Linked DNA regions of Homo sapiens: region 2 is linked to region 1. A link is an interaction called in ENCODE POLR2A ChIA-PET data of the cell type or tissue named here. Cell type or tissue: PC-3. All regions are shown on one strand. Each heading gives the region's core, and the rest is flanking DNA. Links, peaks and the distances in the headings are about the cores only.

Region 1 (4,000 bases), core at 1-4,000:
TAACTGTACCTCCGACCCTCTCCAAGATGCATCTTCCGCTTAAGTTGCAAGGGACAAGATGAAAGCCACTTCAAGATGCGTGGCCAGGGCTTCCATGAAGACACCCGCCATAGATACCTACTACTCAGCCCCAGGGTGACAGACCCTAATGGGGAGAGGGATCGCAAACCACGAGCCTCTCCTCTCAGGTCGGGGGTGAGGGGCGTGCTCTGGAAGAGGTGAGTGATTTCTTTTTCAAGGTAGACAGATACCTAAAGACCCTCTAACCGCCCCGCTCCTCCTCCTCCAAGAGCAACATGCACGGCTCTTCCTCAAATGCAGTGCAGGGCCTGCTCCCCCAAACCCCTGCCACTGCCGGGGCTCAGCCTGTCCCTGGGACTCAAGAGCTATGTCCAGCCTTTGTGAGGTCACTCACAAAAACATTAAGTAAGTCCATCCCCTTTGACCCAGCAACCTCTCTTCTAGAAGTGTAAGAAAATAACCAGATATGATTCATGTACGAGGTCATGACTTAGGACAGGCACAAGCTGCCAACTGTCTACGCCCATGACTGGGGAAAAGTTAAATACAACACATGTGATATGTCACATAATGAAACATACAATGTCCACACAGAAATAATTACATGAAAAAATGCTCACATTTAACTACATCAAGTTAAAATAAAAAAGGAAATAGACCCCAGAAGTGTGACCCCAGTCTGGTTTGGTTTACACACACACACACACACACACAATTTTCAAACAAGAGAACGAATTTAGAAAAAAAAGTCTAAAATGAGAATAATGGCTGGGTGCAGTGGCTCACACCTGTAATCCCAGCACTTTGGGAGGCTGAGGCGGGCAGATCACTTCAGGTGAGGAGTTCGAAACCAGCCTAGCTAACATGGTGAAACTGCATCTCTACTAAAAATACAAAAAAATTAGCCAGGCATGGTGGCGGGCGCCTGTAATCCCAGCTACTTGGAAGGCTGAGGCAGGACAATCACTTGAACCCAGGCGGCGGAGGTTTCAGTGAGCTGAGATCACGCCACTGCAGTCCAGCCTGGGCAACAGAGTAAGACTCTGTCTCAAATAAATAAATAAATAAGATAAAATAAAAAGTAAAATAAAATGAGAATAGTGATTATTCTTAGAGTGTAGAACAACAGGTTATTTTATTTTCTTCTACTTTTCTAGATTGTCCAGATTTTCTATAAAGAACATGGATTGCTATTAAAATCAGAAGAAAATGAAAAACAAATGTTTGAGAAGACAGGGCTGGGCAGGTCTGAGAGAGGGGCTGGCAGTAGACCAGGAGGCGTGATCTGGAAGGGGCCTTGCTGCCCGACTGTCTGCATTTTCAAGGAAAACTGACATCAGGATTGGTTTTTTTTCCTGTTATTTATTATTATTTTTTTCTAAGTGAAAAGTCCAGATTTCTTAATGTTGGCAACAAATTGAAGAAAAAAAAAATTAAACACTGGGAGCCAAATAGCCTGCAGCCACTGTCTGCTACCCATGATTTAGACTTGAAATTCTCCCATCAAGTGCTCCATGTAATTTTGGTCTTGATACTCTGTCAAAAAACAAAGGCATCTTCATTTTTAATCATAGCAATGCTTTATTGTAGAGAAACACGGTGGAAATTTAAGTCTCACAAGCCTCAAAACTAATAAAAAGTCCCAAACACATGTTTGTATCTAAAACAAAGTATCTAAAAACAAATGCAAAGGCCCTCTTCCATTATCAAATCTACAAACTGAAAAAGAAAAAGAAATCATCCCCGATTTCACCTTTTTCTAACAGGAATATTCACATGTACCCTAACCTATGTTTCTTTTACTAAAACCAACCTCTAGGCTGGGCGTGATGGCTTACACCTATAATTCCAGCACTTTGGGAGGCTAGGTGGGCGGATCACCTGAGGTCAGGAGTTCGAGACCAGCCTGGCCAACATGGTGAAAAGCTGTCTCTACTAAAAATATAAAAATCAGCCGGGCGTAGTGGTGGGTGCCTGTAATCCCAGCTACTCAGGAGTCTGAGGCAGGAGAATCGCTTGAACCCACGAGGCGGAGGCTGCAGTGAGCCGCAGGTTGCAATGAGCCGAAAGTTGCAGTCAGCTGAGATCACGCCACTGCACTCCAGCCTGGATGACAGAGCGAGACTCTGTCTCAAAATAAATAAATAAATAAATAAAAAATAAAACCAACCTTTATCCCTGAGAAAATATCTATAAAATGCTTTTTGAAAAGAAGACAAAGTGAAACAGGTTAGTTTATCAAATGAAACTCTATCAAAGGTTTTTTTTTTTAATGCAATAACGTTTTATCCCATTTTTAGAAGCATCTCCTCTGAAAATCAGTAAACGTACTTCCTTGTTCAAGGCCAAGGAGCCCATAAATCAGCATCAAGCCTAAGTCAATACATCAGCCGTGACTCTCACAACAAGCTTCTTGTTTAGCTCTAGGGTGTAATGTTTGCTGAATGCTGAGGGTAGGGCCAACTTCCTGACATGTGACCTGTGCGCTCACATCAAGCCCGTTCTCAGAAAGGCACTTCATTTGATGCTCTGCGGTTGCCATCTTGAAATTCTTAATACTTTTTAAATAAAGGGTCTCACATTTTCATTTTGCACTGGGTCTTGCAAATTGTGTAGCCTGCTCTGGTGGATTGCTCCATTAATTACAGGTAACTTAATGTTCGTAATTTATAACTACTGGAGGAACAGATCAATGTGATTTAGAGATAACTCTCAAACCTCAGTTTAGCACCTGTTTCTATTAAGCAAATACTGTTACAACGGACATTTAAAAACAAATAAGAAACGCCAGTGTGATGGCTCATGTCTGTAATCCCAGCACTTTGGGAGGTTGAGGTGGGTGGATCACTTGAGCCCAGGAGTTCGAGGCCAGCCTGGGCAACATGGCAAAACCCCATCTCTTCAAAAAATTAAAAATTAGCTGGGTACAGCAGTGTGCGCCCATAGTCCCAGCTACTTGGGAGGCTGAAGTAGGAGGATCTCTTGAGCCAGGAAATTGTGGCTGCATTGAGCCATGATCATGCCACTGCACTCCAGCCTGGGGGGCAGAGTGAGACCTTGTCTCAGAAAAAAAAAAAAGAAGTTATCTGAACCGGGTGGGGTGGTGCACACTTGTAATCCCAGCTACACAGAAGGCTGAGGTATAAGAATTGCTTGAACCTGGGAGGCGGAGGTCCAGTGAGCCAAGATCGTGCCACTGCATTTCAGCCTGGGTGACGGAGACTTTGTCTCAAAAAAAAAAAAAAAAAGAAAAAGAAAAAGAAAAACAAGTTACCTGGAAACCTACTCCTCTAACAAATCAATTGCCTGTCATTTTTCCACATTACTTTTCTATTCTTTTTTTTTTTTTTTTGAGATGGAGTCTCGCTCTGTCGCCCAGCCTGGAGTGCAGTGGCACGATCTCGGTTCACTGCAAGCTCTGCCTCCCGGGTTCACGCCATTCTCCTGCCTCAGCCTCCCAAGTAGCTGGGACTACAGGCGCCCGCCACTACACCCAGCTAATTTTTTGTATTTTTAGTAGAGACAGGGTTTCAGCGTGTTAGCCAGGATGGTCTCGATCTCCTCACCGCGTGATCCGCCCGTCTTGGCCTCCCAAAGTGCTGGGATTACAGGCGTGAGCCACCATGCCTGGCCTACTTTTCTATTCTTTTACAGGTGTGAGCCACCATGATCGGCCCCTTTCTATTCTTGACAATAAATACATACCACTTGCAACTTTTCAGTATAAAAGTGAATAAAAAATTTTTTTAAGTAACAAAAATAAGAAATAAAAAATACAAATACATGCCAAAGTTTACAGAGTTGCAATTTCTACCAGATGACATCTAATTATCCTTTCTATTGGCTGTCTGTGGTTTAGTGTTCAAGCGTAAGTTAGCAGGCTAAAATTGGTCACTTTCCTACTGATGGATATGAATATACACTTCCATGTATCTCTTCATGATTATAGTTTTTGTCTCTCTTTTTTTTGATGGGGGGT
Region 2 (5,572 bases), core at 1,573-5,572, 640 kb after region 1:
TGCTGCTTAAATGCCTGCTTGTGAGGATGTATGTGTGCATAGTTTTTAAAAAGAAAGAAATAAGAGAAAAACTCTGTTGAACAAAAGCTATAGGTGAAGAGTTATTAAGCAAGTGAACTTTTAAAAACAATTGTATAAGGTACACAGATAAAATTTACCCTACTATAAAATGAAAATAACTCTTTAAGCAAATATACGTAACACAATAAAACATCATTAATACCAACAATAACAAAAAGGAAATTTATTATAAGGATTCCAAGAAGATCAAGGGAACTCACACATGGCGTGCAGTCCAGCTTCTGGAAGAGTCAAGGACCTGGGAAGGTACCAGAAGCCCTCAGAGTATCCTTTCTGTCCTCATTCTTCTCTCTCGCTACATTGACTAGTTTTCTTGGCTCCTGAGTTGACATGTAATTTAAGGCTTTCCTACTGCTTTTGAGTTCATTGCAATTCCAGCCATAAGCAGGGACTCACTGTCTCTGTTTCAAGGGCAAAATCTCGGGAGATTCTGATCAGCCCACTTTGCATCAGCCAGTACAATGTAACTTGGTGTCTTAGTCCATTTCTTTTTTTTTTTTTTTTCTTTTTGGGTGTGTGCCCTTGTTGTTGTTGTTGATACAAAGAAATACCTGAGGCTAGGGTAATTTATAAAGAAAAGAGGTTTATTTGGCTCATGGTCCCACAGGCTGTACAAGAAGCATGGCACCAGCATTTTTTTCTGGTGAGGGCCCCAGGAACCTTCTACTCATGGCAGAAGGTGAAGGAAAGCCAGCATGTCACATGGTGAGACAGAAGCGAGAGAGAGAGAGAGCGAGAAGAGGAAGTACCAGACTCTTTTAAACAGTAGGTTCTCATGGGAACAAATAGGGCAAGAATACACTTGTTACAGGATGACACCAAGCCATTCAGGAGGCATCTGCCCCATGATCCAAACACCTCTCACCAGGCCCTACCTCCAACACAGGAGGTCACATTGCCACGTGAGATTTGGAGAGAACAAATATTCAAACCATATCACCTGGCTTCCTAACTCACGGGGTACTCTTCTCCCTAGAGGAGGCAGTTCCCAAAGGTGGAGGGGAGATGTCTATTACTACTTTAAGAACTAATCGGCCGGGCGAGGTGGTTCACGCCTGTAATCCCAGCACTTTGGGAGGCCGAGGTGGGTGGATCACCTGAGGTCAGGAGTTAATGACCAGCCTGGCAACACAGCGAGACCCCGTCTCTACAAACATTCGCTGGGCGGGTGGTGTATGCCTGTAATCCCAGCTACTCGGGAGGCTGAGGCGGGAGAATCACTTGAACCTGGGAGGCGGAGGTTGCAGTGAAACGAGATCACGCCACTGCACTCCAACCTGGGTGACACAGCGAGACTCCGTCTCAAAAAAAAAAAAAGAAAAGAACTAATCTACTTCAGTAATTTATAATACATTGAGATCATGCTTTAGAAATAAAGGGTTGTTACCTGTAGAATATGTCCATTTATATCAACGTAGGGTAAAATATTTATCACTAATTCAATAAACAGATAATGTCCAATAGCATTCAGTCAACGAATATTGTCTATTCTGTGCCAAGAGCCATTGAACATACTGTGAAAACAGCAGTGAACAAAACATAAAAATCTCTTCCCCTATTGTCTTAGTACATTTTGTGTTGCTATAACAAAATACCACAGCTTAGATAATTTATAAAGAACAGAAATTTAGTTCTTATCGTTTTGGAAGCTGGAAAGTTCAAGGTTGAGGGGCCACATCTGGTGAAGGCCTTCTTGCTGCACCACATACCACGGCAGTACGTGACAGGGGAAGAGAGTACAAGAGAGCAAGACAGAAAGGGGGCTGGACTCATGCATTTTATGAGGAAGCCAATCCCAAGATAACTAACCCACTAATCCAGCGACCACCACATGAATCCATTCATGAGGGCAGACCCTTCATGACCTAATGTCTTAATGTCTCACCTCTCAACATTGTTACATTGGGAATTAAGTTTCCAACACATGAATTTTGGGGGATACATTCAAACCGTGGCACCCATGAGTTGACATTCTACTTTAAGTTACTGCAGAACTGCCTTCATCAAAGTAAGGTCTAAATCAATCTAAAAAATTATTACATTATTTCTTCAGCCTTTTTCCAGAATAGAATTATTGAGATGTCCAGAGTTATAGTTTTTTTAAAAAAAGGAAAATCCTAGATCAGGGACTCCTAGGCTGTTATATTTCACCTACCAGATAAAATTTTTTAAAGATAAAATAAAAAATTGAGGAGGGCCTATAGCTTTTACTACATTTCAGTTTTCCAAGTAAGGGTATGAAGATAAACTCACAGACTACCATATATTAGCATCATTGTTTATAGAAATAAAGAAATTTTCTCATCTTAACATGAAAGAGAAAAAAAGGCACATAATTTCAGAATAAAGGACTATTTCTTCCAAGAAAGGACATCTGGTTACTCTATACACACAGACTGTCCTTCCTCTTTTATTTTGGCAGCTGAGTAGGGAAAACTTTTCACAAGTTCACAGACCTGAATTTGGTAGTCATTGTTCCAGACTGCATGGTTTAGGACTGAGTTGGCAAACCAAACTGCTTATTGCCTATTTTGTCTGAATCTGTGTGTCAATTAATCCATGTAAAGTCACAATTTCATGGGAAAAATACTAACCAGAATTATTGCTTGGAAAGATGACTTTTTTTAAAGGAACAATTTATTGATTGAAACAAAATGGTTGATGTATTAGTTCTTTGTCTTCCCAGGATACTAAAAGCATTGCAATATTAAATGGTGATGACATACTATATCAACAAACAAATTAGTATATTTGATACTCAAAGTACAGAAGTACTTTATCAAGTAATTAGTTTCTGATAATATACCAGCTGACAGGCAGTTAAGGTAGCTATTCAATTTCAGGAATTTAATTTCCACAATCTCTATAACTTCTGATAGAAGAACCTTTGGCTTGCTTGGGCAGTAAGATAACTTTTAAATGTTTAACTTTGCTCTTTAACTATATAAATAGGTAGACTGGCAAAGTTATAAATAAATCTGTTGTATCTGAATACAACCATGCACTGCATAATGATGTTTTGATCAATGATGGACTGCATATATGGTGGTGGTCCCATAAGATTGCAATGCGGCCAGGCGCCGTGGCTCATGCCAGTAATCTCAGCACTTTGGGAGGGTGAGGCAGGCGGATGACCTGAGGTCAGGAGTTCGAGACCAGCTTGGCCAAATGGTGAAAGCTCGTCTCTACTAAAAATTCCAAAAATAGTCATGTGTGGTGGCACGTGCCTGTAATCCCAGCTCCTCAGGAGGCTGAGGCACAAGAATCGCTTGAACTTGGAGGCAGAGATTGCACCACTGCACTCTAGCCTGGGCAACAGAGCTACACTCTGTTTCAAAAAAAAAAAAAAAAAAAGATTGCAATGGAGCTGAAAAATTCCTATCATCTAGTGACATCATAGCAATCATAATACTGTAGCACAATACATTACTCATGTGTGTGGTGATGCTGGTATTAAGAAACCTCTGTTTCAGTGGTATAAAAGTATAGCACATACAATTACATATACCACATAAAACTCCATAATGATAATAAATGACTATGTTACTGGTTTATGTATTTGCTATACCAGTAGTCCCCAACCTTTTTGACACCAGGGACTGGTTTCATAGAAGACAATTTTTCCATGAACTAGGGGGTGGAGGATGGTTTGAGGATGATTCAAATGCATTACATTTACTGTGTACTTTATTTCTATTACAATTACATTGTAATATATAATGAAATAATTATACAATTCACCATAATGTAGAATCAGTTGGAGCCCTCAGCTTGTTTTCCTGCAACCAGATGGTCCCATCTGGGGGTGATGGGAGACAGTGACAGGTCATCAGGCATTAGATTCTCATAAGGAGTGCACAAGCTAGATCCCTCATGTGCAGAGTTCACAATAGGGTTCGTGTTCCTGTAAGAATCCAATGCTGCTGCAGATCTGACAGGAGACAGAGCTCAGGTGGTAATGCGAGTGATGCAGAGTGGCTGCAAATACAGATGAAGCTTTGTTTGCTCACCCGCCGCTCACCTCCTCTTGTGCAGCTCGGTTCCTAACAGGCCACTGACTGGTACCAGTCTGTGGCCTGGAGGTTGGGGACCCCTGCTTTATCTTATTTCTCGCATATTTAGTGAGGCCTCATCAGTTGTTAAGGCCCAGCTATTTATCTTCCCCCCAAATGTATATATTGAAACACTAATCCCCAGTGTGATAGCAGAGGAGGTAGAGATGCTGGAATGTGACTAGGTCACAAAGGTGGAGCCCTTATGAATGGGATTAGTGCCCTGGTAAGAAGCTGAAGAAACCACAGTTGTCTCCCTTCCACCATGTGAGGACTCAGCTAGAAGGTACCATCTATGAACCAGGAAGCAGACCCTCACCGGAACACAAATCTGCCAGTGCCTTAACCTTGGATTTCCCAGCATCCAGAGCTGTGAGAAATAAATTTGTTGTTTATAAGTCACCCAATTAATGGTATTTTGTTGTAGCAGCCCAAATGGACTAAGACATCAGCTAATGTATATAGAATATTTTTTACATATTTATTGGCTTTGTGGCTTCTAACATTTTAAAAATAAACTTAAAAAAAGAGAGAGAACAATGTCTACCTTTGGCCACTTGCCTCCTGCAGGGGTGGGAGGTGGTTGGGGACGCCTATACTATACTTTTTACTGTTATTTTAGAGCGCACTCTTTTTACTTACAAAAAAAAAAGTTAAGTATATAAGAGCCTCAGGCAGGTCCTTCAGGAGGTATTCCAGAAAAAGATATTGTTTTTATAGGACATGATAGCTCCATGTTTGTTATTTTTCCTGAAGACCTTCCAGTGGGACAAGATGTGGAAGTGGAAGACAGTGACACTGATAATCCTGACCTTGCGTAGGCCTAGGCTGATGTGTGTGTTTGTGTCTTAGCTTTAAAGTTTAAAAAGTAAAACAAAATAATTAAAATGGTAAAAATAGAAGATATTTTTGTGCAGCTGTAAATGTGTATTTTTTTAAGCAAAGTGTTATGCCGGGCACGATGGCTCACGCCTGTAATCCCAATACTTTGGGAGGCTGAGGCAGGTGGACGACCTGAGGTCGGGAGTTTGCGACTGCCTTGACCAACATGGAGAAACCTTGTCTTTACTAAAAATACAAAATTAGTTGGGCGTGGTGGTGCATGCCTGTAATCCCGGCTACTCAGGAGGCTGAGGCAGGAGAACTTCTTGAACCCTGGATGCAGAGGTTGCGGTGAGCTGAGGTTGCACTACTGCACTCCAGCCTGGGCAACAAGAGCAAAACTCTGTCTCAAAAAAAAAAAAAAAAAAGTCAAGAAGTTTTAAAAAATGTCTGGGCACGTTGGCTCATGCCTGCAATCCCAGAACTTTGGGAGGCCGAGGTGGGCAGATTACTTGAGGTCAGGAGTTCAAGACCAGCCTGGCCAACACAGGAGCTTGTGGGGTGTGCGGATCATCTCTACTAAAAATACAAACATTAACTGGGCATGGTGGTGCACG

The links. ChIA-PET counts read pairs that join two places held together with the same protein. Peaks named below come from ENCODE experiments on the same cell type or tissue, not always from the same donor. Only the 100,000 strongest peaks of a DNase experiment are listed, where the experiment ranks them.
Region 2: POLR2A ChIA-PET joins it to region 1 with 6 read pairs; 4 of 35 experiments call an interaction of 5 or more read pairs at or near these places.

The regions. Positions count from the first base shown.
Region 1 is chr21:33,416,195-33,420,194 of GRCh38, reverse strand. All of the region lies in intron 2 of IFNGR2 (interferon gamma receptor 2), which reads right to left. Among named protein-coding and RNA genes, the nearest start is that of IFNGR2, 15 kb to the right of the region's middle. In PC-3, for the core only: no CTCF peak of the experiment used is centred there; DNase peaks (open chromatin) are centred at 494 and 2,434; H3K27ac peaks cover 3,418 bases.
Region 2 is chr21:32,775,426-32,780,997 of GRCh38, reverse strand. All of the region lies in intron 1 of EPCIP-AS1 (EPCIP antisense RNA 1), which reads right to left. Among named protein-coding and RNA genes, the nearest start is that of EPCIP-AS1, 6.1 kb to the right of the region's middle. In PC-3, for the core only: no CTCF peak of the experiment used is centred there; no DNase peak of the experiment used is centred there.